Regions from separate parts of the Mus musculus genome. Here regions 2, 3, 4, 5 and 6 are each linked to region 1. Evidence: chromatin loops called from intact Hi-C (ENCODE). Cell type or tissue: heart. All regions are shown on one strand. Region 1 overlaps Klhl31 (kelch-like 31). Region 2 overlaps Gclc (glutamate-cysteine ligase, catalytic subunit). Region 3 has its middle 17 kb from the start of Gcm1. Region 4 has its middle 3.2 kb from the start of Gclc. Region 5 has its middle 11 kb from the start of Gm23609. Region 6 has its middle 40 kb from the start of Klhl31.

What was found. A loop is a pair of places that touch in the nucleus more often than their neighbours do. Peaks named below come from ENCODE experiments on the same cell type or tissue, not always from the same donor. Only the 100,000 strongest peaks of a DNase experiment are listed, where the experiment ranks them.
Region 2: a loop joins it to region 1, with 6 times the contacts of the local background. A loop is called at or near these places in 20 of 42 quality-filtered maps.
Region 3: it touches region 1 in a loop (7-fold over the local background); 10 of 42 quality-filtered maps call a loop at or near these places.
Region 4: a loop joins it to region 1, with 4 times the contacts of the local background. A loop is called at or near these places in 20 of 42 quality-filtered maps.
Region 5: it touches region 1 in a loop (4-fold over the local background); 12 of 42 quality-filtered maps call a loop at or near these places.
Region 6: a loop joins it to region 1, with 2.6 times the contacts of the local background. A loop is called at or near these places in 2 of 42 quality-filtered maps.

Annotation. Positions count from the first base shown.
Region 1 is chr9:77,653,796-77,658,795 of GRCm38, reverse strand. It overlaps Klhl31 (kelch-like 31), which reads right to left. Exons shown (of 3, transcript NM_172925.2): 3 at 1-3,669. The coding sequence ends at 2,937. Among named protein-coding and RNA genes, the nearest start is that of Klhl31, 20 kb to the right of the region's middle. In heart, a CTCF peak has its summit at 2,715; no DNase peak of the experiment used is centred here; H3K4me3 peaks cover 1,157 bases; H3K27ac peaks cover 699 bases.
Region 2 is chr9:77,778,971-77,783,970 of GRCm38, reverse strand. Gclc (glutamate-cysteine ligase, catalytic subunit) reads right to left here. Exons shown (of 16, transcript NM_010295.2): 4 at 4,336-4,449; 5 at 2,829-2,887; 6 at 2,604-2,737. Among named protein-coding and RNA genes, the nearest start is that of Gclc, 27 kb to the right of the region's middle. In heart, a CTCF peak has its summit at 2,344 (motif pointing right); no DNase peak of the experiment used is centred here.
Region 3 is chr9:78,032,725-78,037,724 of GRCm38, reverse strand. No RefSeq gene overlaps it. Among named protein-coding and RNA genes, the nearest start is that of Gcm1, 17 kb to the left of the region's middle. In heart, a CTCF peak has its summit at 2,196 (motif pointing left); no DNase peak of the experiment used is centred here.
Region 4 is chr9:77,748,835-77,753,834 of GRCm38, reverse strand. No RefSeq gene overlaps it. Among named protein-coding and RNA genes, the nearest start is that of Gclc, 3.2 kb to the left of the region's middle. In heart, no CTCF peak of the experiment used is centred here; a DNase peak (open chromatin) is centred at 3,074; H3K4me3 peaks cover 2,082 bases; H3K27ac peaks cover 1,802 bases.
Region 5 is chr9:78,022,326-78,027,325 of GRCm38, reverse strand. No RefSeq gene overlaps it. Among named protein-coding and RNA genes, the nearest start is that of Gm23609, 11 kb to the right of the region's middle. In heart, a CTCF peak has its summit at 2,290 (motif pointing right); a DNase peak (open chromatin) is centred at 4,995; H3K27ac peaks cover 241 bases.
Region 6 is chr9:77,594,266-77,599,265 of GRCm38, reverse strand. No RefSeq gene overlaps it. Among named protein-coding and RNA genes, the nearest start is that of Klhl31, 40 kb to the left of the region's middle. In heart, no CTCF peak of the experiment used is centred here; a DNase peak (open chromatin) is centred at 2,685; H3K27ac peaks cover 374 bases.

The DNA of each region.
Region 1 (5,000 bases):
AGGGGCTGTAATCGGGCTGTGCTTTGCCTCTGGAAAGCAACCTCGTGGGCTTTACATCCTACCTTACCAGCTCCAACTGAGGTCCCTCTATTTTCTGTCTCTCTCCGCATGTTTTAAATCCTAAAATGTTACAACGAGTTGACTTTTATTTCATTCACAGCCCTAGGTCCTTCTTTTCACACACCTCTACATTCTCTATTGAGGCACAGCTATTAGTGCACATAAATGAATTACATCAGTCTATTCAATTATTTGTAGCCCCCAATGAAGCACCCTTTTCTCTCTCAAAATTACCCATATACTGTAGGCATAAATTGCAGAGGTGTGTCTATACTGCCCTGATAAGATGTGATGGCTGCCCTAGCAAGTCGTGGCCAAATGATCCCCAAAATATTTGCTCAGAGTTTTGTTTTCCAGCCTGCACAGTCATGGAGGCAAAAGAGCAGGTGTCTTTAGGTTTTCCCTGCAATTGATGGAACTCCTCTTTCTCTCTGTATCTTTGTGCTAATGGTGTCTTACTTATTTACAGTGTTTATAGTCTGTTCCTCTGTTCCTGAGCATCACTGTTGAATACCCCAAACAGAACTTTTTGTAAGGGGTGATGAGGAAGGTTATCTCAAGAATGTTTTATTTGAACCACTTTTCACAGTTGGAATAAGATGTAGCCATCCCTCAGTGTCCTTGGGAGACTGGAACCAGGACATGCCCCATCCCCTGCTGGGATACAGTGTCTGTGACACTCACGTCCCATCTACAAAGTGGCATGTACTATTTACATACACCCTGCTCACATCTTCTTCTATAAGTTATATTGTTTCTAGGGTATTATAATATCTAATACAATGCAATTGCTATGCAAACTGTTGTGCTGTATTGCTGGGGGGGGGGAGAAAATATTTGGTACATGTTTGCTATGCAATTTTTTTTTCAAATATCTTCATCTTGGGTCTAGCTGCACCTACAGATGTGTTAACCCACAGACAAGGGGACTGGGCTTTAGACATGACCATGACAGCTACAACACACATGTAATAGGAAAGGCTGGGATTGGTAATAACCAAGATACAGTTCCAGATGCCTCTCCATCCCTCCAAATTCTCTAGTTGTACAGAAGGCATGGATGATAGGCATTTCCTTCCCCAAACAAATATACTATGAAGATAAACTGATATATTAAAGGAAAATATCCATCATTTACTACAGTTCTTCCCCTTTCTTCCAAACTTGGCAGATAACTCAAGGAAATGGTAGCAGGAAAATACACGTTGCAAGGCAGGATGACATAAGCCTTTAATTTCAGCACTCGGGAGGCAGAGACAGATCTTACTGAGTCTGAGACCAGCTTGGTCTACCTAAATGAGTTCTAGGGCAGCCAGAGCTACATAGTGAGACCCTGTCTAAAAAAAAAAAGAAAAGAAAAGAAAAAGGAAAAAAGAAAAAGAAAGAAGAGAAAAGAAAAGAAAAGAAAAGGAAAGAAAAGAAAAGAAGAGAAAAGAAAAGAAAAGATCCAACCAACCAACCAAATAGATACAGTTTGATTTGCAAAGTGGTATTAACAAAAGTAAATCATAAAGAGCATTATTTTGGGGGTTAATATTTTAAGTTAGCTATCAGCACTCCTCAGTGAGGAACCCATCTATTCATCTGGTAATTGCCAAGTCCGAGAACCCCAAATATTTCCTTCATCATCTCCACGTGAACGAGGGGTCAGTAAAATTACTGCTATTGGCTGTACAGCCAAAGGCTAAGCTGCAGTTAATGATATTCATCCAAGAACATAGTGTGATTTGGTGATTATTCGGGCTAATGTTAGAGGCAATTTGACCATACCTGAGTAAGATAAAGCTGTACCCGATGGTACACGCCTGTAATTCCAGCCTACTGGGGATGCTGAAGCAGGAGGAGCAGCCTGGCAACCTAGTAAAATCCTACTTTAAAATAAGAAAGAGGGCTGTGAGTGGTGGCACACACCTTTAATCCCATCACTCAGGAGGCACTGGGAGTTTGAGGCTAGCCTGGTCTACTTAATGAAACCATGTCTCAAATATTAAAATAAAGCGAAGACTGGATATGTAGTTAGCTCCCGGGTAGAGTACTAGTGTGTACCAGGCCCATCCAGAAAAAAGGAAAAAAAAAAAAAAAAAAAAAAAAGAAAAAAAAAACAACTCTGTCCATATAAGGATTAGAGATACAAGTGGAAATATTTCTAAGAAAAATGCCAAATGATTTGAATTTACACTATAAATTAAATGACAGGAAACTGTTCCTTTTCTGAGAGTAGGATTTTATGTTAGAAAATGGCAGAAGCTTCAAGGACAGAATGAGGGGGTATACACCGTTAACCCCAAACTGCCACCTTGTCGTTTCCTAGGTAGAATGTATAGCTTTCCAGCCACATCCTGTTAAAAGCTTTGTGGCTATGTCATGAGATCTTTTTAAAAGTTCTTTCCAGTCAAGTAGGGACAAAGAATAATTTTCTGTTGAAATATAGAATTAAATCTTTATAGATGTAGACTATTTTCATTTGCAAATGTGAAGTGGGTATTTTCAACTTCCTTCAAAGAAACAGAGAGGAAAATACTCCTTTGGATAGGAAATTGTATAGACGAGTAGGTTTCACGTGTACACCGTGGGAAAATCTCAGCGTGTGTGTAACTGCTATGAATTTAGGAAGCGAGCCTCCTTGCAAGAGTGCCTGTAACAAACTCTAGTGGCCACCCAGTGGCTGCATAATGAAATTGCTTCTTTTGTTGGCTACAGCCCTTTATTATTTTTTTTTTTTTGGAGGGAAAGACTGAGGTAGATGGTGCTAAACTAAGAATTTAAAGCGGTCCAGGCACTCCTCTGGATCGATTTGAACCACCGTCACTGTAGTAAATGGTGTATATTTTCCTGGTGGCCCACTCACAGTTTGACCACATTGGGAAGCAATGCGTTCAGATACTGACCGGCACGGAGGACACCGAGCTGGCCCGTGACTCTCGGGACACGCTGTTGGGCATGGCCAGCGTGCAGCAGGACACGCCCACGGTGGCCTCGGGCAGCTCGTCGTCCTCCGTCCACTCGTTGAGCTCGGGGTTGAAGCACTGGATGCATTTCTTGTACTTCTTCTCGCCCTCGTTCCAGCCGCCCAGCAGGTAGGCTCGCCCGTGCAGCGCCGAGACACCCGCCGTGCTCACGCCCACGGGCAGCGGCGCCACGAAGCTCCACTGGCGCGCTGCGGGACTGAAGCTCTCCACCGTGAGCACGTCCACGCGCTCCCCGCGCGGCCCCAGCTGGCTGCCCCCCATCACGTACAGCCTGTCGCCCAGCGCCACCGCGCAGTGCCAGCCTCGGGGCGTGCTCAGCTGGGGCAGCTCCTGCCACGCGTCGAGCGCGGGGTCGTAGGCGCACACGGAGCGCGAGTACGCACTGCCGATGTAGCCGCCGGTCACGATCACGCGGCCGTCGGCCACGGCGCTGGCGTGGCAGCAGCGCGCCACCTCGAGCGGCGCTTTGGGCTGCCATTGGTTGGTGGAGGGCACGTAGCACTCCAGCGAAGCCAGGCTGCCCTCGGAGTTACGGCCGCCCACCGCGTACAGCAGCCCGTTGAACACGCTCAGGCTGAAGTGCGTGCGCTTCTGGTTCATGCTGCCCAAGTGAATCCAGGTGTTGAAGCGGGGATCGTACCTGAGATGAGAGAACCGTTGTTGCAGAAGAGGGAATCGTGATCTTGTCCCCACCTCCTGCAGGGAAGAGCCCCAATTCAGCCCCGCCTCTAACTTCCCCACCCTGCTACAGGTAGGGTTCTGCCTCCCCCCACCCCACCCCGTCTCATTTAGAAAAAAAAAAGGGGGATACTCCCCTCTCTCCCCATTCAGAAGATAGTTCCTTTAGCTATACCCTCAAACAACCAAACCAAATAACAAGAAGATCCCACCGAAATCTCTTCGCTCTTACAATTCCCCCCACCCCGTTCTGTCCCCGGATTTAATGGGCCACAGGAGAGGAACTGGGCGTAAGAGGGAACCTGTACATTAAAGGCAATTCCCTAGTCATCTTAATTTCTGACTCCGTCCTGTAAACAAAAATAGCAATGATACTTGTCCTGTTTTTTGGTTTTTTTGTTTTTTGTTTTTTTACTTTCTTAGTTTGTGCCTATCCTATTATTTTATGTGATATTATCTTATTAAATGTATAAAAATGTTAAATTAAAAAAAGGTAATTCTACTCATTTTTCAGACACCAATATCCCTAGCTCTTAATAGGCATTGCCTGATTAGATTTCTTCTCTTAAAAGGTTCTCACTGGCCTTGGCCATTCATTGCACTGCTAGAAAGCTAAGCCACACCTCTGAACCTGTTAGAGAGAGACCAATGGAATTATGTGGAAAAGCGTCAACAAAGGATGGATCTCTCTTAATAGTTTCCTACTGGTAAAAGTTCCAGTTTATAGATTTATTTTATTTTATTTTTATTTATTTTTATTGCTGTAATATTTTCCACATATAAAGGTTTTTTTGTTTTTGTTTGTTTGTTTGTTTGTTTTCAAAGAAAACTAGCTTGAGTATTAAATGTCAAGAAACCCAGCTGAATTCGGGGAAGTAGGCAGAGCCAGTGACTACATGGACCCTTGTTCACAGAGTTCAGAAGTTCTGTCAAGAGAGTTCACCCTTGTCCCAAATAAAATCAGAAGTGTAGTTATAGATAAGAAAAAAGCGCTGGTCTGAAGCTGTGGCTTGGAGGTAGAGCACTTGTTTCACATAGGCAAGGCACCGGGTTCAAGGCCCAGAACCAAGAAGGAATAAAAAGTCTGAAAATCAATTGCTTGGATTTTTTTTTAAATAATATACTTATACATATAAATATAAAATATATAGAGATAAATTATATAATATACTAATTATATTGATATATCACATGCATATATGAATATAGAATTATATTTATTATGTTTGTGTGTGTATGTGTCTGTGTGTGTGTGGGTGTGTGCATGTGAGTGCAGGTGCCTTTAGAGGCTAG
Region 2 (5,000 bases), 130 kb before region 1:
CTAAAGTGTTTGCCTTGTTAGCACTAAGACCTGACTTTGATTCCCTAGAACCCCCACCAAAAGCTGGGTGTGGTGTATGTGTTTATAGTCGTGGGGCCAGAGAGGCAAAGACAGGCAGATTTCTAGGGCTCGTTAGCTCTAGGCCAATGAGTGACCCTTATGGACAGTGCTTGAGGAACGGCAGCTGAGGTTGGCCTCTGGTCTCTGCATGCATGTGCACACTTTATGGAGTAAGGATTCAGTGTGGAATGGAGCAGGATAGGCAGAGTACTGCTCACTGTCTGTGGTCCTATCACCAGGATTCTGTCTTGATGTTTTCTGTCCCAAGAATGTGGGGCAGTGTTTATTACCTATTTACTAAATTGACAGAAGGTCATGAAGGAAAGAGGATGCTGAGATGTAAGACAGTCACGTGTTTCTGGGTGTTGTGACGCAGACAGAGTCTGTTGGACATGTGTTTCTTAGATCTATGTCTGTCCTGTGACTGTTAGGCATGTTCCTGTGCATTACTCTTTAGTTTTGCAAAGATACTGCAGTGACAACTTTTCTAGGATGGTGTCTTTCCTTGGTAGCTTGGGACAGAGTAGGATTCGTAGGTACATCCTGAAAAACCCAGCTTTAGAAAACTCTATGAAGAGGAGGGACTGGGATTTCCAAGTTGCAGTGTAACAACAGTTATCGTAAGTAGATTTCCTAACTGCCTTCCTGTCTCTAGAGCCGAAACACTCTGCGCATCAAGTCAAGCGGAACGCCACGCTAAACGGTGACTTTCATAAACAGTGACTTTGGTGGGGAAAGCAAAACCAAGGAGCTCTGACCCCTGACAAAGGCATAGCACGGGAAGGCTGGCTTCTGTTGCCCTCCTAAGAGATCCCACGGGAGGAGACGTCACTAGGACACTGACAGGAGGGAAGGAGGACCTGTGAAACACGGAGATGAGAAACCAAACCCGACACTTACCTAGAATCTGGTTTTGAAACCACATAATTCTCTTAAGTAGAAAAAAGGAGGAGGAAAAAAAATCCATAGCAGGCCATGGCCTTTTTCTGAAGTGTAAAGATTTACTTCTCTGAGATGGTCTGGATATGGAACCCACACTGGCCTGAGCTCACACTCCCTCTGTAGCACTGGGATGCCAGGCAAGCACTATAGCACTCAGCAAGCTCACAAACTTGGAGGAGTTTTGTTTTGTCCAGTTAAGTCTACTATTAACTAAAAAAGTACTTACCATTTCTTTTTGTGCTTTTCTATAATAAATACTTCTTTCAGGTCCCAGTCAGAAGATATAAGGCAGGGACTTTTGTAGCTACTTCTGAGTTCATCTCATTGTGTCACTACAACCTTTTGAAGTGGGATACTGTAACTGGTTATGTTGGGGGAAGTACTAAACTCATACCTTAAATAGATTAGACAACTGTGTCTTTACATGAAAATGCTTGTCCCCACCAGTAGGACTCACTTATTTGCATAAATCAAGTGTCTCAAGCGAGACTGTCACTTTGTGCAACCCTGAAAGACCCTGGTTCAATATTAAGCCAAGGAAGGGCTGGGTTCCAAGAACACTCCCAGAATACTGAAGCCACACATTTTAAGTGCTGCAGCTTAATGATTAATTCCAGAAATGTTTGTACTTAAGATAAGAAAGCGGGTAACACAGTCAAAAGTCAGCCTTGTTTTAAATGATGTGTGACCGTTCTTAAGGGAACATTCTGGCGTCTGTTTGGAGGCTACATATCTGATTCTACTTAAATATGCAAAGGAAACAAAATACCTTTTCATGCTATAGAAACATGTAGCATGGGAAAGTCTGACTTGGGTATTAAATCTAAATTATCTGTACTTTCAAAAATAACAGTTGGGAGGCTAATGTGACAACTGTGTGTACAGCTGCAGCCCTAAGAAAAGAATGCTGAGTTTTGTGCCCTTTGTGCTGTGGCTACAGTCAGTTTAACTAAGTAAGCCAGCTCAGCATGGAGGCAGCAAGGGCAGAGACGACCACGGGCCTGTGTGGGCTGGGAGACTGCACTCCCCACTCTGCTCCTGAGGGAGCCTGGTGCAGTCACTGTTGGAGGCCATCAGTTATTTGATTAGTCCCAGCAAAAATTTTAACTGTTCGAACAGAGAAATACTATTGTATCTCTAGTGTAATTTAGCCAGGGGCAAGGCAAAGACTGTTAAATATTTATTCCTTTTAAACCACGAGGTAGCTTTGCACAAGAATAAAAATTTAAATGCCAAACAACCTTTGCCCTTGGATCATAAAGTCACTGGATTCTCTCACCAGAGGTCATTTTCAGAAATAGAGATCTGAGCCTTGTATAATATCCTCAAAGGCTGTCACTAGATGGCGGTAAAAAATCAGGCATCTAAAAAGGGCATTCACCAACATCTGTTTACCAATAGATACCAAGTTTAGTAACAACCACACACCTCTGTGGTAAACTGTGAATTTTCAGTCAAAAGACAGCTACAAAAGACTTTACTAAAGCAACATCATTTTTCAGAAGGTAAGCTATCTTTCGAATCAGATTAGAAGGTGACTTTAAACCAGACACATGCATAGTGAAGAGGACATTTAAGTCTCCATACAACACAGGCAATACCTGGAGACAGCAGTTGCCCATCCCGAATCCCATGGCATCCATGTAGATATGGTCTGGCTGAGAAGCCTTTGATGCCTCCGCATCTTCTGGAAATGTTTCTACAAATGGAGATGGTGTATTCTTGTCCTTGAATACTGCATTATTAATGAAAAGAAGAGGAGCTGAGAATCAAGGCTGCCGGTTGGACTATGCTGCCCCAGCCCCAGCCCAGCCCCACCCACTTACTTGGCACATTGATGACAACCTTTTCTCCTCTCCGATGCCGGATGTTTCTTGTTAGAGTACTACAGCAAGCAAACAAAAGGACAGGTCACCCAACAACTGCCACATTAGAATCTGAGCACATCGAACTGAATGGAACTGAATCCTACCGCAAACTAAAAATCCGAGACTGGCTCATGGCACGTGACATGCTACCCTAAGGGTTTCCTGAAAGGGGACTGGTGAGCAGCAGTTCCTGCGCTCTGCCTGGGGACCACCCCTTCTTGCTCACCTAGTCAGCACAGGTGTTCATGGCAACCACAGTCCAGCTAATTCTAACATTACTCATGAAAATTCCAATGATTTTAGTCAAATTTAAGAACTTAGGTTTTGGTTATCACTGAAGTCTCAAAATCACTTGCTTCAGCCCCCGATCCAAAACACAGACTGATTCTTACCTGATGCGCACATTATGGCCACCGACACTTGCAGTCACTGGTCCTAATTCAAACTCACAATTTTAACAGCACAAAGAGAGGAAAAAAAATTCCTCTCAGATTTTTGAACTGACTCTAAATTGCAGCAACACTTTAGATAGATGAGGTTTGATAAATTATGAAACCAAGGTTCACTTATTTTATGTTATATGACTCCTGCTTTGATCCCTCAGTCAGGACACGAGGACCTCCTGTGCTGGCCTTTCCCGTGAGGGATTCTGGGTAGCTTTTATAATCATCATGATCCATCTTTGCAGCAGCTCAGTGTTTTCTTTTTAACACACGCAATAATGGCTCTTTAATCCCAGTACTAGAGAGAGAGGTAGGAGGATCTTTGTGAGTTTGAGGTCAACCTAGTCTATACAGCGAGTTCCTGTATAGCCAAGCTTCCTAGACAGACCCTGCCATGAGTAAGTAAACAAACAAGCAAGCAAGCAAATGAATGAATGAAGGAACAAACAACAACCCCTGCCTCAAATAAACAAATGAATGAACAAGTCAGTCAGTCAGTCAGTCAGTCAGTCAGTCGATCTCTGTCTATCCTTACAAAGACTTTGAATGTACAACTGTGGGAGCCTGGAAAAGGAGTAAGCTGAGAGTTCCCTGTGTCCCTCATGTTGGGTCAGGGGCTTCTTTCCAATATAGAAGAGTTCATAGGAAGAACCAAGATCAAGCTGGTGAAGGACCTAAAGCAACTTCAACTACAGACCTAGGTACAAGGAGAGTGCCTATGCTAAGTGCTGTAGCCACCTGACCGTGTCAGAGCAGAGGGCAACGTGGGTGAAGAGAGATCCCAGCACTAACTTGGACAGGGAAAGGAAATCTCCCAGTACATGTGTTTGTAGAATCAGGACAGAAAACTGTCTGTAAACAAAATGTAGGAAAGGAGCTACGGCCTGTAAAGACGGCTCTGAAATGGACAAAGCAAACCTGTATGTAGGAAGCAACATGAGCAGATAGTGTCTGCTGTCTCCTCTGAATCCGACGTGTGGGTGAGAGGAATTCACAGACCGCAGAGTCTGAGCCTCACTCACCCGAAGCGGGGGTGCTTGTTTATGGCTTCATCTGGAAAGAAGAGGGACTTTGATGCGCCTCCTTCCTCTGGGTTGGGTCTGTGTTCTGGCAGTGTGAATCCAGGACAGCCTAGTCTGCAACCAATGGAGAAGGGATAGGTAGGAAACGGCTTCAGAACTGATTAGCTGTATCTCGCCGCAGTCGGCCAGGGTTAAACACACCTACTGTCCATCACTCCCCATCCTAGAGGGTGGAGCAGTGTTTGCAAACCAATGTAAATGCTGGCTCCTCTGTGGCCCTTTTCTGTACTATAATGTCCTGCACTGGGGTCTCTTGTGTTTATTCCCACTGATTTTGACTCCACTCAGCATATAGGAACATTTCCTCAGCTTCCCCCAAGGTCTGAACGAGCTCCTTGGTGCTGCACCTGCTGCTGTGAGGTTCAGGTGCTCTCTCCAGCTTTGGAACTAGCCAGATACATGTTCAAAATGACCTTTAACACCGTTCACTACATTACTCCAACCTCCTGATGAATCTGGACCAGCTCTTCTGTTTTTGCCTCGGCTATCTCCTCAGAAGTCCCTCAAGGTTAAGCTGTGTCTCCAATGTCCCCGGTATACACCAGAGTGCCCTCTGATAGCCAAGATCCAACCTTATTGTCTTACTTTAACCTTAAGAAGAGTTC
Region 3 (5,000 bases), 380 kb before region 1:
TGAATACCAGTTGGTGCCACAATTCCCAGATTCATTTCTTGAGCTCAAACTTCTTTCTTCTTCTCCGAACTTTGTGACTTGACATGTCACCACTCACATCTCCACGTCCTTGCTTAGCTGATGCTAGAACCGACACCTCCTAACCCACTGCTTTGCCCACCGTCATGCTGCAGTCAGGGGCAGCCTGGTCACACCTAATCCCAGGAGAAATCTTGTCAGCTCCACCTGCAGAACAGCCCCTGCACCTGTGCACCTGGAGGACTTCACCCGGATCCTACAATCCAGCATCCAGCGTGATCTTACAAAAGCCAGAGCAGTCGTGTTTGCTCAGGACGCACTCTATCCTACACTTCCACCAGAAAAGAAGCCTAATTTCTCAGAAAACCATTCAAGATCGTTTCAGGGTCATCCAATAAAAAGATAACGTGACCTCCCCTCCCCTCCCCTGTTGCCATATCTTACATTTCTTAGAAGCTGTGATTACAAAGTCAGAAGAAATAGGTGAAATCTGGCTTTAGTGATGGAGGAAGAGGTCTCCAGAACCACTGTGCTAGGAACTAACCATCAAGTTACCCCGTGAAGAGAAACCAGAGACCACGGTGGATCATTGATACATAGACACTTACACATGGAGATCAAGTAACACGTGGGTTTCAAAAGAAAAGAGAAGTAAGTGAAGTGAGTTTTAGTAGTATGACTTTAAGGTCTTAAAGTTTTTGTTTTTATTTATTTATTTGTTTGTTTATTTATTTATTGTACATGGACTAGCATGGCCTCTCTTCACTGGGTGGTCTGGAATACTCAATTCAAGAGTGCACTTAGTCCAACATAGTGACACCTGTGTCCTTTGCACACTGATGGGAACATGGGCCCCACATGTTCAACTTGTATTTCTGGATCAGGTAGTGTGACAGTTTGAGTAGATGCATCAGGGGTGAGAACTCTGGCATGACTTTCCTGGGTGACTCCGGTCCAGCTGCTGGTGACCCATCTTACCTTCAGATGGCCGACGAGGGAAAAGGCAAGAATATGCTTTAACCCCATACCTCACAAACATTCTTGTCGCCACATGAAACCCATACAAATAAAAACGCATTCTCTGTTTGCATTTATTTAGCCTTTTCAAATGCCGTCAGTCTGGACCAGCCACACTTCCAGGTAGTTGGAGTCACATCTGGCTAGAGGTCTCCACGTTGTGTGGCGGGTCTGGAACCCACAGTCTTCTGTCCATCTCTCAGGCTGCACCTCCCACTGCCCCCAACCTTGCTCACTGCTCTAACCTCGGGCTTCAGCTGAGGAATAACACAGCCTGGTCCCTTGCTCTGCATGGCCCTCTCATGGATGCCCACACAACTAGTAGTCACCTTCCCCTCTCTCCTGCCTGTTCACGTGACTGACTACCATTTAGATGGCAGCCATGGCATTTCCCACCTGACCCTGAAGGTTCTCTCTGTCATTCACCTCCTCCCCTCCCTCCACTCTTATCCCCTCTGCTGATCTGATCTTCTGTCGCTCATCCTCTGCTCTGGTAGTGAGATGGTCCTAAAACCTACAACACTCTCCGGTACACAGCAGACCCCGTTCCCCTCCCCGCTCCCCCCTGAACACTTCAAGAGCGAATGGATTCATGAGGAAGCCAGTCCATCTTCCCAGAGGGTTTTCAGGTCAGGGCTTGGAGCCAGGGCAGCAGCAGTGACCTTGAAGTGGTGACATAGGAGCTACTCAGTCTGCTGTCAATCACTGAGGAAGGGGCCAGCTAGAGTCAAGGCAGAAGGCGTTGGCTAAGTGTCTAGTGTATCCAGAGGGCTGCGTAGACAGAGCTATCACGAGGACATAGCTGCTTAAAGGTTGGGGGTTTGTCAAGAAGGACACTGAGGAGGATTATAGGGGAAAGAGGGTCAACAGCATGAGAAAGGCCCAGCTCAGGGGCCAGGTGTCATGGTGGAGTCTCTGAAGGGAGTATATAGGGCCCAATGACAGAAGTGGGTCCCTTCATATACTCGTGAGCATGGGGCTCATTCCACAGCTGTGGGAAAAGATTACATTTTATGATGTGAAACTGTCGTTTACAATTTTTATTTATTTGTATGTGTTTGTGTGTTTGTGCGTGTACACATGTGAACATATATACATGTGTGAGTACAGATACACATGGAGGCCAGAGGACAACTCTTGGGATGTGGCTCTCTCCTGCCACCTTGTGGGATCCAGAGATTTAAAAAAGGGACCCACTGTGTCACATACCACCTGTTCAAGGATCCGGTAAGATCAAGAATGGCCACTGGGCTGAGGAATGATGTCAGTCACTGCTAACTTGGACCCGAGCAGAAGAGGTAGAGAAGTGGGAGTGGCTTCAGAGATTTAAAGGAGAAGAACCCATAGCTGCAGGTCTCCCTTTGTAACCCAGGTCGGCTTAGAACCCACTCCTACTAACTCAGCCTCACCAAATCTGGGATCACAGGCATGCACTGACATGTCCAGCAAGATGGTGGACTTCACTGGAGAGGAGAGTACTGTCTGGTGGTGGTGACGGTCGAGGAGGAAGGTTTCGGGTTTTCCTCTTCTTCTTTTCTCTTCCTGCTCCCAGCCCCAGCTGCGGCTGCTCCCTTCTTCACCATCACCCCTATCGTTCCCCTAAAAATCAGATAAATCAGAGTAGTCTGATGCGCGAGTGGGAGCAACTTTATAGGACAAAAGGTGATGATGCAGGACAAGGTAAAAGATAAGATGATATCCTTGAATAGGGGTGCTGGAGGCTTGGAGTATGGAGAAACTGTGGCAGAGGGCAGCAGGACTTCCCTAAAGGGTCACAGAGTGGAGAGATTTGGAATATGTGGGTCATAGGCTTCTGTACCACCACGTGACATAAATCTAAAGCAGTCATAGACAGTGCGTGCAAGACTGAGTGCTAATAAAGGATTATGAGGGACCAGCAAGATGGCATAGTGGTTAGAGGTGCTCACACACAGACCTCACAACCTGCCTTAAATTATTTTGCTGACACTCTACACCTTAACTTTCCTTAGATCCCACTCTCTCTGGGTTTTTCTCCTGCCTGCTAAATGCTTCCTCTTAGTCGCCTTTCCTTGCTCCCTTTCCCATCTCTGAGAGCTGGAGAACACTCCAGGACCTTTTCTCTTGGCTGACTCTTGCCCTCTCCTCTGCTGGGTCCTTCTTCCGAACAGCCTTTGAACCCAGCTCTCTCGGTGATGAGTCCCGGTCTATACCTCTGTCTCCGTCAGTGTTACTATTGCTGTGGTGAAGCACCATGACCAAAAGCAACTTGAGGAGGAGAGGGTTTATTTGGTTTACCTATCCTGAATCCATCGAGGGAAGCCAAGGCAGGAACTCCATCTGAGCAGGAACCTGCAGGCAGGAGCGGATGCAGAGGTTGTGGAGGGATGCTACTTACTGGCTTGTTCCTCATGGCTTGCTCAGACTTCTTTCTTATAGAACCCAGGACCACCAGCCCATGTGGTTCCCACTCAAAATGGGAAGGGCCCTTCAACATTAGTCATTAATTAAGAAAATGCCTATAGGCTGCCTTACAGCCTGTCTAACGGAGGCATTTTCTCAACTGAGGATCCTCTTCCCAGACAATTATAGAACTGTCCAGAACAACTTCTATCTCTGTCCCTCTACAGAGGTTCCCAATTCACTGTCCAGCTGCTCTTCAGGCCTCTCCGCATCTAGTAATCAACACAAACCCAACATTCCAGGAGAGCCACGCCCAGAATTTGATTACTACACTGCCTGCCCTCTTGGACAACCTCTTCTCTGTCTGCTAAAAGAATCATGTCCCTCCCTGGACGAGTATATTTTAACAGGAGACCCTTCACTAGATCCCCTAGGGTGGCGAGAGTCTGAAGGTCTGTTTGGAAGGGTGAGAAGTTATGGATTAGAAGACAGGTTGGAGAAGTGACTTGGGAGTGAAGGGCCCTGGCTGCTCTTACGGAGGACCCAAATTTGGTTTCTAGTACCCAAGTTGTTTTAAAGATGGAGAGAGTTCTTAGAATTAGAAAATGTGCAGGACCCGGTCATCCTAGAATGGGTCCACACTAGAGGATGTTTGTGGAGGGGAAAGAACCAGGTAGGAAGGTTGAGTAGAACAAAGACAGAAGCACAAAGGGCAGACGAGGGAAGCCTGGGGGAACTGCTCTCTAAAGAAAGAACTCTATTGTCAAAGTGTAGAAGGTCTGGATATGTTATCTATATTATCTATGTTGTTATCTATCTATCTATCTATCTGTCTGTCTGTCTGTCTGTCTGTCTGTCTATCTATCTATCTATCTATCTATCTATCTATCTATCTATCTATCTATCTATCTATCTACCTACCTACCTACCTACCTATCTACCTACCTATCTATCTGGTGCTGAACATGAATGGAACCTCACCCACTCTCAGCATGTCTTCTACAGGGTGCATCTCTGACTCCCATTGAAACTTCTTACCTACTTTCTTGGGGCAAGAAAACCATATGCAGCTCATAAATGAAGAGTGTGACCTGATTCAACAAAAAATTCTTTGTGGGCACTTAAACTTGAATGCCACATATTTTCTGTGTGTCCTGAAATAGTCTTACTTTGAGTTTGGCAGCGGTTTGAAAAATGTAAATATTATCCTAACACAAGAGCTGGCAACAGATTTTCTTTGTCACTGTGGGAACTTTCTATAGACAGTTCTGGATCACCTGTCCCTTCCTGGGCTCTGTACCACACACAGTTACCACAGTTCACGCTTCAGACCGCTTTCCTTTCTGTCTATTTGCACAAGCGGCTAGAGCCTTGGTACGATTTGACAAATGGACCCTCATTGTGGATGCTGCAGGGTGGAAAATATTGGTCAGCTGTGGGCTTGGGATCAGGCTGACCAGTAGGCACCCCCGTCTGGTCCAGGGTCAGGCAGGAACAGAATGGGGTCTCTCCTGACTGACCCAGTTCCTGTGGGAGGAACTGGAGCATGGTGCATCTTTGCTGGCGGTGGCTAGCACACTTGA
Region 4 (5,000 bases), 95 kb before region 1:
CATAGAGTTGATTGCTGGTTATTTACATGCGTCCATGTATGGGCAGGGATTAGATATATGTATATCATCATTGTAAACCCTGTACGTTAACTATTTGCCAATGGGATCTCTGGTCGGCACAGAGATCACTCACTGTGCAAAAGAGGTCTTGTCTTGTCTTGTCTCCAAGTGTGCAGTGTGAGAAGTTTCTTCAGAAGTTTCCCCACCTTCAGAACCGAAGGTCCATCCAGCGGTGGTCATTCTATTGCTCAGGAGAGCTTTACCCTGAGTGCGGAAGGCTCTGGGAACTGGATTCCGTGGGAACGAAGGGAAGGTACCTTGCCCGAATAGTTATTCGATTAATGTTTTGCAACTGTATAAATATATGCAGTAACTAGATGATCCATTCATGTACAGAGGGCAGAAAACATTTATTACACCCTCCCCCCCCCCACACACACATTGTAACTACATTTTCAACATGTAGTTACTTAGAGACAAGATCTCACTAGATAGCCCAACCTGGCCTTGAACTCCAGGCAGCCATCGTGCCTCAGCCTCCTGAGTGTTGGGATTAGAGGCATGGACTTCCACATTTGCTTTAGATTTAATAGTTAATGAACACTCATCACAACATTCAATGAACACTAATCGATGAATGCATGATAGGAATATTTCCTCATTGAATGAGGCCATCAAAGAGCTTGGGGCCACAGATACTGAAAGTGTGGCTGTGATTTGCACAGTGGAATGCATTTAAGTATGTGCACAGGTTAGATGGCATCTAAAACTGAGGAGACATGATGCTGTCTCTCTCTCGCACATAGCTGGAATAATATTCTTTTAAAAAACCATTCTAACACCACCACCACTCAATCTTCACTACTTACTGCCCACTACCTTATTGTGTCCTCCCCACCATCCTTGCTAGGTTGTTAACTATGTTCTGATCCACCATTCTTTCTTCTTTTCTGGGTGCTGCAGATTCTCCAGCTGATACACTCCTTTGAGTCCTGACTACTCTGTGTTGTGCCTGAATTTGTATCACTATATATGTTGGATACTGGCTTTCCTTAGAGTACCGGTGATGTCTGTGTGTTTGTGTGTGTGTGTGTGTGTGTGTGTGTGTGCGCCCGCGCACGTCTGTGTGTGTATTTTGTACTTCTAGGGAACTGTTCAATATAGACTAGTGTTTAATAAGCCTAGGTTCTCTGTGAGCAGAACAGGTATTGGGAGATGGGGAGAGAAGCTGTTTTACCTGCATGTAAAGTACCCCAAAGAAGATTTGGTTATTCTCAAAGTCTCACCTCACATTTTCATACACCTGCATGACTCAGCAGGACAGCTGCCAGCCTCAAGTGATTATTGAGCATTTGGAATCCTACTGACATGACATAAGAAGTGAACTTTTAGTTGTAGTAAGCTTAATTTTGGGGGGCTGGAGAGATGGCTCAGCGGTTAAGAGCACTGACTGCTTTTCCGAAGGTCCTGAGTTCAAATCCCAGCAACCACATGTTGGCTTACAACCATCTGAACAGCTCCAGTATACTCATAAAAATAAATAAATACATCTTTAAAAAACTTGTTTTAAATGTATTTCAAAATTGATTTCAGTGCCAGTGGTGTCTCCCACCTATAACACCCCCCTCCTCACCACTACCCCCCCCCCACACACACACACTGGATGCTTCGACAGAATTACCACAAATTTGAGGCTAGTCTGGGTTAGAGCAAGACAACAACCAACCCGTTAAAATTTCATCTTTCTCTTGGTAACCGGGACACTTTTACATACATTTGGAACAAGTTGAGAATGTGCACTCGACTTTTTAACTGTAAATTTTATTAAATCAACATGCAAATGAAGTCTGATGAAAATGTAGTGACTCGGGGGATACCAGATTAGAAGACTTACTACAAAAATGAAAATATCTCATTAAAAAATCTAGCCAGGTGATGGTGGTGCATGCTTTTAACTGCAGCACTTGGGAGGCAGAGGCAGAGGCGGAGGTGGAGGCAGAGGCAGAGGCAGGAGGATCTCTGTGAGTTCAAGGATAGCCTGATCTACAGAGTTCCAAGTCAGCCAGGGCCTCAGAGAAACCGTGTCTCAAAAAACCACACACACACACACACACACACACACACACACACACACACACACAACCTTAATAGATTTCAGATATGTTTGGTTAAAATAAATAACCCATTGTTTACATTACCCCCACTAAGTTTCTTCTTCAGTTTTTTAAGGCAGCTACTAAAACAATCTGACATGTCTGTGGCCTCCTGCACTCCACTTAGTTGAAAGAGCTGGTGTAGGCTTTAGTTTACACGTTGGAAAGTACTTTCCCTACACACCTGCTGTTTTCTCACAGAGAGATCATGAAGCAGTCTCTAGGGAGAGTGTCAACTCAGTGTCAGGAGGAAAAAAGATTTGAAAAAAAAAAAAAAGGAACTGATAAGTTCTAGCATAGTCAAATTCTGGCGCGATACTGAACACTGGATTTACTCTGTGATCTGGGTTGCCCTGCACTGAACTGCACCGCTCTCCTCCCGTGCGAGGGTCTCCGAACTAAGGACAGTAACTTGGCCACAGACACTGTGGCGCCACTGGGCAGATCTGTTTCCTGAGTGTGCCCTTAGCTATGTTTGAAAAGAAAAGAGACACCATCAGGAATCAACGCTCAGCAAATAGCTCCCTTCTGCCAGAGCTTCCTTTGCACCCGCATGTTCCCAAGATTGCACTGTTACAGACGGCCGGCCGGTTGAGCTCCAGCCCCGGAGCTCATTTTTCAGCAGACGGAGGAGGGATCGAGAGGGGGATGCTATGGGGAGAAAGAGCTCCCAGCTTGCTCTTCCCAGGAGAAGCAGCTTAGGGTCTTGGGGCACCCAGCGGTGCGAGCAAACTCCGCGCGCCCGTCGCGCTAGCGAGCGCGCGCGCGCGCGCAGGCCCCGTCCGCAGGCCGCGGGAAAACCCGGACGCGGAGCTGGCACCGGCCCCGCAGCGCCAGGGCGTCGCCGCACGCCCGCCGTTGTTGTGGTAGCGCCGGCCACGTGACCATCGGCCCGCCTTTCCACCGGGCTCGCCGTGCCGCCTCACCGTGACTCAGCACTCTGCGCGGGCTGGCCGCCCACGGGGGTCCGGTCCCGAGCAGAGGCTGCCGCGTTCCCCGCGGGGAGGGCCGTTGTCGTAGCAGCCGTTTCGGATGCGTGCGTCGTTCTTCGGGCGTCACGTTTCCTCGTTGGCTGCTTCTCTGAGATCCTGTGAAGGAAGCGGAGGCGTAGTGCCTTGGGGACTCTTATGATGAAAGCTCCCCAGGGTCTGAGAGCGCCTAATGGCCTCCAGTGGGTTTCAGTGTTAACTCTGGACTGAATCTGCTAGTTTAACGGGGAAGCCGAAGACTGGAACTAGTTCCCAGGCTTTTCTCAATGAGGCCACTGAGAACCATGTCAGGAATATCTATGGGGATCTGAACTGTGGCTTCAGCTTGCTTTCTGCTACAGCACAGAGCACAGCCTGGGTGAAGCCCTCGGCGGTCCTCAGTGGGATTCCAGATGCGATACTGATAAGTTGTTACCCCGCTGCCGGGAAAATGAGCCAATTCAAACCAGATTATATTAAAGGCAGGTTTATTGGAAAGCTGCTCTCAGGCGGGCAAGTGCCCCCAAGGACCGAGGCAAGAGAAATCGCCTTGGGGGAAGGGCGTGGATGGATGGGGGGGGGGGAAGGAAACTCTCGCTCAGAGAGAAGGGGAGTCTAAAATGTCTTGATTGTAAAAGAAAGAGCTTCTGGGGGGAGGGCAGCCCAGCCTCTGGGCTGGAAAATTCAAGGTTGGGGCTGAGGGATGCTAGGAGAACTTAGAGGCCAGGTCTGATTTGGTATGTAAAATAACACCTCAGTCTCTTGTCGGGGGTCAGAAACCAAACTGATACCACTTACCATTCACACCTCCTTTGACACCCTCCAAGGCCCTCAAAAGTTTACTTGAAGAAGAGCTTCAAGCTGTGTTTTAAATTTAATTGATGGAAACAGCCAGTACCAAGAGATGTGGCAGGGATTTTATTTTCATCCTTTATTTGAATTATCCTTGGGATTTGTTCAAATCCAAGGAAGTCTCTTGTTTCTTGTGATGAAAGAGGTCAACGGGATATATTTCACAGATTTGCATGATTTACGTACTGCCAAGGGACCTGTTATGAATGAGTCTGGAAATCACCCCAAACATCCTCTGATGCCAATACTACTAAAGGAGTTGGGGACATGAAAATACTTTTGCACTGTTGGAACTCACGCTGTTGAGATGTGCTATTATTTGAATAAAAATGGAAAGCTCTTGTGTGTTGTTTGAGACAGTTTCAGGAGGCTCAGCCTGGCCTCAGATTTACTGTTGAGCCAAACAAAGAGAGCCTTGAACTCCTGATCCTCCTGCCTCTACCTCTCAGGTCCTAACATCACACACCCTTACTCCTCTTTTAGTTTATTTAGAGTTTTGAAATGTAGAGATGTGTTTGTTTTTCTGTAATTACAAAGACAAGTGAGTGATGAGGGCCAGTATGGGAAGGAGCAAGACACAATGCTTTACGAAGCAAGTTCTCACAGGACATACAGATTGATGGATGCCAGACACATGGCTGGTGAGCTCCCATACCCATACATTTTCTATCTAATGAAACACTGGGGAAGAAGATACAAGTGCCAAGCTGATGGTTTGGGACAGGGAGGGCTAAATCTGCACCCAATAGATTTACTCTTTCTTACTGGAACATGGTTCAAAACAAAACAAAACCAAAAAAACTTTATACTGTGAAAATTTCTAACATCATGAAAGCAGATATAATGGCATACACATCCGTTCTTTATTATAATCGGTGTCACTACATGGCTAATCTTGTCGCTCTTAGGGATGAAGATAGAGGAATGCAAAGGATGGTTTCAGCAAGAGATTGGGAGCCTGGGAAGATGGGAAAGAATGAGTGGGTCAATCTTCAGACAAATGGTTTCCTTCATTCTGTAAATGGGA
Region 5 (5,000 bases), 370 kb before region 1:
CTTGTTTCAGGTCAGGAGGGTAAAGAAGCTGGAAGTGTGCCACCACGTAATTTTCCATCCTTGTCATCTAGCTGGCCTCTCCTATCTGCCTACCAGACATCCTGGTCCCTCATTAAGGAAGCCAGACACATGGTGGACAAGCAGCCTTATGGGAAATAGGGGAACTTTAGAGAAAGAATGAAGCCCAGAGTGTTAGGGACCAGAGACCAGAGAGAGACCCAACAGAAGCCCATGGAGGTTCTAAAACAACTGCACCAAAGTGGAGACTCTGGGAAGGAAGCAAATGTACATTGTCGTAATTATTCCCCCATCTTCTTAGCATGGCTTAAATGTGAACCCACCTTCTTGAGGGGTAGTCCCTTGGTCATGTGACTGATGGCACAGCTGGATTAACTCTTAAGGGAGGAGACAACAGCCCGTTTCTATCCAAACAAGGATTCCATTCCCCTTCTTTATTGTAACACAGGTACTAGATACATGTGATAGTCACGGGGCAGCCTCAGATGGCAGTCCTCAGGTACCTTAGAATTTTTTTTGTTTGTTTGAGACAATGTCTCTCATTGTCTTACAACTTTGACATGTAGTTCAAGCTAGCTGACCGGTGAGCTTTCAGGGATGTGTCTGTCTCCAGGTTCCATCCTACCTTTGATGGGATTACAGGTGAGCATCATCTAACCTTGCTCTTGATGTAGCTTCTGGAGATTTGAACTCAGGTACCTGAGCTTGCCAGGCAAGTGCTTTACTAATTGAGTCATCTCCCAGTCTGGAATATATATCTGGAATATATATATATATATATCTGGAATATATATATATATCTGGAATATATATATATATATGTATATATATATACACATATATATATACACACACACTATTTTATATATAATGTATATGTAATATATGTTGCATATATGTATGTATACACACATGTATGTATGTATATATGTATAGATATTCATTTGTTAATATTTTAGGTGTATGGGTATTTTGCCTGCATGTACGGCTGTGTACCACCATGCATGCCTGGTACCCACAGAGACCAGAAGAGGGGTTTAGATGCCCTGGAACTGGAGTTGAAGTTGTGAGCCTCCATGTAGTTGCTAGGAGTCAAACTTATTAGCAAGTGCTCTTAACTGTTGAGCCATCTCTCCAGACCTTTCAATATATTTTTATTAGTTCTTTGGAAATTTCAGTCAGTGTATTTTGATCTCATGTTCACTCCCCCTAACTCCTCTCAGATCCACCACCATCATTTTCCTGCATTTTAAAAGTGAATTTAGCCCGAGAAGTATAGCTTAATGGTGACGCCTAGGCTGTAATTCAGTCATTACTATAGGACAGAGGCAGAGCCCTACTCTATCCCGCACAGTAGCTTGAAGGTCCCCTTTTGCCTCAGGGGTCTCCATTTATGTAACACTCAGATTCTGTGGCCTCTACAAAGAAAGACTTTCATGCTGAACTCATATAAATCAGAGGAGGAGATTTAGTCTAGGGCATTTTCACACGTTACAAAAGGTCGCCTTGGGAAAGAAAGAGACATGGCCAAACAGGTTTCAGCTTCTCCGGTAGAAGTGCCAGGCAGGTTTCCTTATGATGGACTTCTGCTGGCATTCAAGTTATGTCTAAGGAATCTAAAAACCACCACCCTTTAACACCGTTCAGAATGTCGCCTCCAATGAGGTTTGAGAGTAAGGATTCCCTCTGTGAGCCAAGTTGAATGGTGGATGTAAGGGGTACCGTTTAGATTCAGGAATAAGGGAATTGGTAGAAACTCAAGATTACCTCATTTGGGCCCTAAGTAAGCACAATGTTAGTTGCTGTCCTTAATCTCTTTTGGAAAATTTGTATTGACTCTGTGAGCAATTTGGGCTTCATCAGTGGAACCTGAAGCTTACTGCCTTTCGCAGAAAAACAAGCAAACAAGCAAACAAACAAACGAAACTAAGAAACAACTAAAACAAAACAACTCACCACTACCACCAACAAAAACCAGATCAGATTAGCGGCTCTTCCCTCATCCAGGCCACTGTAATTCCCATCTGTCCTGCCTTAGTACTTCAGAACTACCACCAACCTTGACGTACACACACACACGTGCACACACACACACCTTTTCATCTTCTCTTCTAATTTCTCTTCTTTAGCTAAGTTATGGCCTCTGTATGACTTCATTAAAGAGCAAATGGACTAGAGAGCTGAGACTTATTGTACTAAAGTAACAGTGGTCCAGACTGCATCTTCAGCCACCCTGATGCAGTCCAGGAGACTAACAGTTGCCTGCTGTACACCGGACCCTCCAGCAGACGGCAGTATTAAACCAGGATTAAAAGATGATGATAAGGTATGCCTGAGGGGCAGAGCCCTCACCTGCCACTGACTAGGTCAGAAGGCTCCTCCTCACCCACATAAAAAGAAACAAAGAGATGAAACTAAATGCCGTTTTACTTGTGGCAAATAGTTTTCCATTCTCTGAGGTCATATAAGTTCCTTTTCCAGGGGAGAAGAGAATGGTGAGTTTCACATGCTTTCTCTCATATGCTGAATCTAGATTTATACACACATACACACGCAAGCACATACACACACACATGCACAAACACACGACATGTTCACTCTCACACATACTTCCACACACATGACACATTCATTCATGTAAACATTCACACTTTCCCTTACACAAACACACATACAAAATGGACACACACACACACACACACACACACACACACGGCAATTTTGGAGAAAGAAGGAAGCTGAAGGGGTGCAGATAGTAAGTCAACTAAGAGCAAAGTAAGGACATATGTGCATAATGATGTCATGGTGTGCATAATGATGTCATCAGGAAACCCATACATTTTTGCTTTGCTTTTTTAAAAAAGATGTCCCTAAAGCCAGGCACAGTGTCACATGACTGTAATCTCAGCACTGGGGAGGCAGAAGAATTGTGGTTTCGATGCCAGCCTGGACTACATAGCAAAACTCTATCTAAAAACCAAAAACCAAAAACAAACCCTCACTAATACAAGAGAAATGAGATGGATTTTTGTTTTGGTTTTTGGTTTTTGGTTTTTTGAGACAGGGTTTCTCTGTATAGCCCTGGCTGTCCTGGAACTCACTCTGTAGACCAGGCTGGCCTTGAACTCAGATATCCGCCTGCCTCTGCCTCCCAAGTGCTGGGATTAAAGACGTGTGCCACCACGCCCGGCTGAGATGGATTTTTAATATCATAAGCTCAAGTCAAGCTTTCTGAGTAGTGTAATCGCTAACACAATGCTTTTGCCTGCAGGCCTTGTCACCATGTTTGAAACTCCTGCCTCCTGAGAGTGCAGAGGAGGGAGTGAGTGAGTGGGCTGAAGGACAAGGAAGAAAAAGGAGGCAGGGGTCTGGGTAACACAGCTTGTGCACCCACAGAAGCTGCGGGAGCAGAGGTGAGGGGGCCGGAGGCTGAGGCACAGGTCCGAGTCTTAAATTAGTTAGTGAGTTGCGTCACTGGCTCTGAACCTGACCACCATCTTATCATAGAAAGCACCCCAAGAGGCCACCTTGCTCACAACCAAAACAGTCCCCGTTAGCCTCTACCCCAGACCTATGGTGGCCTTACCGCTTCTGATCTCCCTTGTAGTCAAATAAATTATCTCATTTGCTGTCTTTTCTGAAGAATTTTCAAAAAAAAAAAAAACCCACTAACAATGCATTCATTAGTTGTCTGAACCACATTTCAATTATCTCCCAATCATGTGCAGCTAATGTCTATGGCCTTGGTAAATGGAAACATGTTAACACAGAGAACTTGTGAATGAAAAACAGCCTGTCGCGGTGGGAAACATGGTGAGATGGCTTGCTGACAGCGGTGCTTGCTACCAAGGCTGCCACTCTGAGTTTGATTCCCCGAGTCCTACACGTGGAAGGAAGGAGTCAACTAGTGCAAATTGTCTTTTGACCTTTATATGTATACCTACACATGAATAAAAGTTTTTAATGTTAATGGGATTTTTAAAAAAATGTTTTGATAACAGTGAGTGGTGCTCTGGATGGTCTAAACACCCGTGACAGTCCTCAAGGGGTAAGGTGGACATCGGCTCCTAACGTGCACATACGTTCCAGGGTGTGTAACCGCAACCTAGAATGAGGAGGGGAAGTTGAAAAGAACAGAAAACCCTTACTGAGCAGGTAATCTGGACGTGATTTATCGTGGGAGGGAACAACATTGGCGAGTGATGGTTTGGGCAATTAGGAGAAGCTGTAATAGAAAGATTAGCTAAGGGCTGGAGAGATGGCTCAGTGGGTAAGAGTACCCGATTGGTCTTCCGAAGGTCCAGAGTTCAAATCCCAGCAACCACATGGTGGCTCACAACCATCCGTAACAAGATCTGACTCCCTCTTCTGGTGTGTCTGAAGACAGCTACAGTGTATTTACATATAATAATAAATAAATCTTAAAAAAAAAAGAAAGATTACCTAAGGTCCAAGTTAATAAGTCAACTATCCTTTGAATGTCATAGCCATGGCTGGCTGGCGTAAACTCCTGAAAGGGTCACTTTCATTTCCAGATGCCCTGACCTGGACCATCTCTGATCTGGCACACTGGGGACTCATCAGGATATCCAGTGATGTGGTGGGGGTAGAGGGGGCAAGGAGCTGTCAGAAGTTTTCAGAACAGCCCTAGGGCAGAAAAGCTAATCACACCAGGTCGAACATAAAGTTGTAAAGAGAAATAAAAGCATTCTTGATCCTACAGACTGGACTTTGTCTCCCACCCCACCCCATTAGCCAAATGTAAACCTTATTACATCAGAGCGGTCCTCAACCTTATCTGTGGTTTCAGTTCCCTGCTTAAATATGCTCTGAAATTGTTCAGTGGAAAGTTCTGAGCATAACCGATGCCTGTGCTGGAAACTACATTTTATTCTGAGCAGTATGATGAAATCTGTGTCCTGCCCTGCCCTGCATGGGGTATGAATCACTCCTGCTTCCTGTACACCCGGCTGTGTACACTC
Region 6 (5,000 bases), 60 kb after region 1:
CCTTGTTTGGAGTTTTTGTGTCTCCTGTGAAATCTCAAAATGGAGAGTCCCATCAGCTTCTGTCAGACACATCCTGGAGATTATCTGGAGAGTTCTCAGGCACCAACCACTCTGGGGGAAAAGCCCAGAATTGCTTTCTTAGATGCACCTCCCCCTCCACGTGATCAGAAATGTAGTTAGGATGAAGAACTGCTGTGTTAGCTTCGAGGTCCCAGCATATTGGTAGATTAGGAAGATGGAGAAGCCAGCCATGTTTCAGTAAAGGTGCTGTGCTGCCTAGCCTTATAGCAATTTTGAAGGAACTCTAGCTAGCTGGAGCATGACACATATGGTTCTGGCAAACCTTGCCCTTCTCCCTCATTCCCTCTGCCTTGCTAAAAACTGTTAGATTACATTCCTAAAGCTAGCCCCCAAGGTCTATTTCCTTATTTGTCCATTTCCTCTTTCTGAGGCCGACTGTCATGGTCCAGTTATCAAAGGATTGAAGTCATCCAGCAATCCAAAGCCCTCTTTGCCCTCCTGGCAAAGGCAATCAAACACCATGTTAGTTGTGGTGTTCTTATATCAGCCAAGGCCAAAGCAGTTCTACGGTTATCCTAGCTTGATGCCTAGCTTGATGGCTAAAGCTGTTTTATGCCTAGAACTCATATGAATCAAATCAAATTCAGGCAGCACAGCCGGGGAGGAAGAAGACAGAGGTCTGTGGACTGCTGTGCCACCCACAGATCAGCACTAGGCAGGCCTTAGACTTGCCACTACATGTTATAGTTGCTTGTATTCTCATGCTAATTAGGTTTCCCCCAAACCTGTTTGTGGTGTGTCCCACATGTAAAACTGAGGGACCCCCCACCTCCAGTTGGGTTTGATTGGTAAATAAAGCTGCTCTGGGCAGAGAGACAGAGGCTAGATTTATTATTATTATTATTATTATTATTATTATTTTGGTTGTTTTCAAAACAGGGTTTCTCCGTATAGTCCTGGATGTCCTGGAACTCACTCTGTAGACCAGGCTGGCCTGGAACTCAGAAATCCATCTGCCTCTGCCTCCCAAGTGCTGGGATTAAAGGCGTGCGCCACCACTGCCTGGCTAAAGTTTTTTTGGTTTTTGTTTTGGTTTTTTGGTGTTTTTGAGGCTGGACTTTTAGGATTCCCCAGGCAAGGGACCTAGGAGGAAGAAGGAGGCATCTTCCAGTCCAGGAGAAGGAGAACCAAGACACCACACCAGAGAGAAAGAGCAGCATGGCGGACTGTAGGAGCTGGGGTAACGCAGCCCGAGAGGGCTGCATATCTGGGTCTAGGATAGCCAAGATAGAATATAGGTTTTAGTAAAGTAATAACTTGGGAATATTGGATAGAGGTAGTTTAGCCACGTGGAGGTTAGGAAGTAGCCCAGCCATTGAGCTATTTAAGGCATATACAAATATAAAGGCTGTGTAAATGTGTCTTTCATGCAGAAACCCAGAACACTGGGGCAGGAACTCAGCCGAAGTTGCTGGTAGGATAGATTTGAGTAGCATTAACTGGGTATTGCTGGGTACTGCTACACCATGTAGCACGGATGGAAGATGTCACCCCAGGCCCCGGGCTCTGCCAGCTACGTGGCCAGCCTGCAGTGGGAGTCTCCACAGTGAATGGGAATGTAGTGGTCAGATGGGAGAGAAAGAGAAGTGGAGCAGCTTGAACGTTATAAAGAGAGATAGACATCGAGACTCCAGGGTAGCCTGTTGAAAGTGGCCAGCCCTGGCACCCGGGGCAACAGTGAGGTCCCACCTCAAGCTGCCACTGAGGGCCGTGTCTGAGTCTGGGGTTCAATACCAACAAGTCCATGTTGATGTCCCATGTGACCACTAGTGAACATGAGGACGTCCCTGGTCGAGGCAGCTGCTGGGGACCATGTGGATGTCCAGGGACGTGCAGAACTAGCTCTGTGCAGTCGTTGGAAAGTGAGGGGTAGAAAGAAATGCCTTAAGAAACAAAGTGTCAAAGGCACACACGTTTGCATACTCTTTATGCTGTTCACCCAGCCCTGGGCTCCCAACAGCAGTGAGTGACTCCCAGAGGGTAAGAGCTTTGTTATGTTCAAAATGTTAGAGCAGCTGTACAAATGCCCACTACGGAAAAACTCCTTCTGGTCAAGAGAACAGAATCTTTGGCCTGGTGGAGACCTAACATTCTAGTTGGGCCAGGCAGTTACCCTGGGACAAGAGACCACCCCCAGGGAAGTAAGCTCACCTTAAGCCACGTTAAAGAGATAGGCTTGCTATTGTTCCTTTAACAGGATACTGTAATTTTCTTTTCTATGATCCCCACCCCCCAGTACAGTCCCTAGGAGCCACCATGAGCTTTGGAGGGAGAGGTACAACTTAGACAATTTCTTCCTCCCTCCTTCCCTCCCTCCCTCCTCCTCCTCTTCCTCCTCCTCTTCCCCCCCCCCCCACCTATCCTATGCATTTCCTGATACGTTGGGCGTCCATTCTCTTTCTCTAATGCTACCTACCTCTCACATCCTACCTTGTAGCTGCTTTTTCATCATGTGTCTGATTTCCATGCCAGCTTACATTGAAATCCATGCTTGAGTTCTTTTACTAATAAGACTAAGATTCCCGAGGGGGAATCCTAACCCCTGTAATCCCATGGTCAGTTCAGACTTAACCTGCTTCTTCTCGCCATAACTTACAGCGCCCCTAGTGGGGAAAATGTCCTAGGAAATTGAAGCAGCCTGCCCTGCCCCCTAGTGGCGATAGCCTAGAAGAACATCTGTAAAGACTAGCTGGGAATTATCGCGAGTTTCTCAACCTACCCTGTCATTTTACCTTTAGTTTGGTATATATATTCACACACGCACACACACATGAGAAGCTGTGTGTTTGAGAAAAGGCTTGTTGCCATTCTAATGGGGTTAAATTTTCTAATAATGTTCCACATTCTACTTGACATGAGTTCTTTTCCTGTCCTAGATTTCCCACCCCTGGTGCTAGCACACCTGGGCAAAATGGGGCTCTGTAGTTTCCAACACTGTAGTCTCTCGGAGCAAATGCTCAAATAAAATTCTATAGTAATGATCTAACAGCAAAGTAGCCTGCTATGGTCCCCGAGTTTAATCAGGCTTACTTATAGAAAGTTCTTTTAGCGTCTGCGTTTCACTGATACTGATTGGAATGGTGGTGACATTTGCATCTTATACAATTATTTCGTGATTGGCTCCTCCATACTGCCGACACACTGGAATGCTGTTGCCAGGAAAGACTGTCAAACTCAAAGATTACCCATCCCGGCAGCTTTTTGGAATTTACCTCCTGTCACCTGTAATCTGCTGATAAGACAAAGAGACATTCTGATGTCTTTTTTTTTTTTTAATTTTAGTTTTATTTTAAATTTATTTTTTACACTCCATATTCCATTCCCCGGCCCCCATCCACCCACCCACCCACCCTCCGACTGATGTCTTTTTAAATATATGGGGGGGGGGCAGGGGACTGGAAAGCAAAGAGCACCGCATCCACAGAGAGGTAGAGTGGTCCTATTGCCTGGTAACAGTGCTGTTCTTTGGTGACGACATTTTTCTTTGTGTTTGTTTTGCAAGTTGCAACTGTCTTCAAACTGCAGTCACATTTTGAGACCCAATAATATGGTTGGCAGCGTAATTTGTAGTTACAGGGTCTTTTACAAAATGATGATATTTAAGATTATCACGCAATTAGGGCAAAGGAAAATAGTGCTCATTCTCCGAGCTGAGGATGGGCTGCGAGTCTGGGTTCTAATTAACCCAGCAGTTGATTCACTGTTGTTTCTGTAGCTTGGGAAAGTGATCATGACAGTCTATATTCCCAAGCTGGCCTGATAAAATGTATGCCTGTTTACTGGATTCTGTTTGCCTCGCACACAGCTGGGAGAGAACATGTTTTTCTCCCCCAATAAATGTGTACAGCACCGCCCCTGGAATTATGCAAGTTTCCGCAGATAAAAGCAACCAGCCAGGCATTTTGAACAAGCACAGAACAAGTACAAATAGCAGTGAGGCTTAAGAGAGAAAGCGCTATTTCCAGTGCTAGGTAACAATAGACGCATTAAGAGCCCTGGCGAGCTAGAAGCAGGATAGGCGGGACGAGAGACCTCTTGCTCCACATTGTGCCTTCTGTTTGTGGAGTTAAGGCTTTAACTCCAATGCTAATATGGAAAAGAAGTCTGCTTGGGAACTGCAGGTTTCTGCCTTGTTCCAGGCAACCAGAGATTAAAAAGAGTTGTGAATTCCCTTCCTGGTATAGCTGTGGAGCTGCAGAGCCCTATGAAAAGAACCAAAAGGGGTTTGTTAACTGAGAGAGGCAGAGATAGAGAGACAGAGAAAGACAGAGAGTGACAGAGAGACTGAGACAGAGGGACAGAGACAGGGACAAAGAGAGACAGACAGGGAAAGGGAGAGAGACAGAGACAGTCAGAAAGTGGGGAGAGTGAGAGGCAGGGAGAGAGGGAAAGAGGAGGGGGGAGAATGCATAGCATTTGAAACCTCAAAACCCACCCTCCGTGATATACTTCCTCCAGCAAGTTCATAGCTCTTAAACCTACTCCAGTGTCACAAACTGGGGACCAAGTATTCAGAAGCTTGAAACTATGGAGACATCTTATTAAGCCACCACAGTCTGGTAATTGCTATTTAGTGCTTCATGTAGGGTTGGGTTCTCTTGGGCTCTTCTTGTCCATGATGAAATACAGATGAATGGATAGTGTTACACAGACACACACACACACAGACACACACACACACAGACACACACACACACACCATGCACCATGGATAAACAGATTTGATCTTACTTATACCATTTAGCACTTTTTAACTTTCTGAATCTGTTAAGTCAAGCTTTTAAAAAACTTGTAAAGCAAGTCGGGTGTGGTGGCATACGCCTTTAATCCCAGCACTCGGGAGGCAGAGGCAGGCAGATTTCTGAGTTCGAGGCCAGCCTGGTCTACAAAGTGAGTTCCAGGATAGCCAGGGCTTAGTC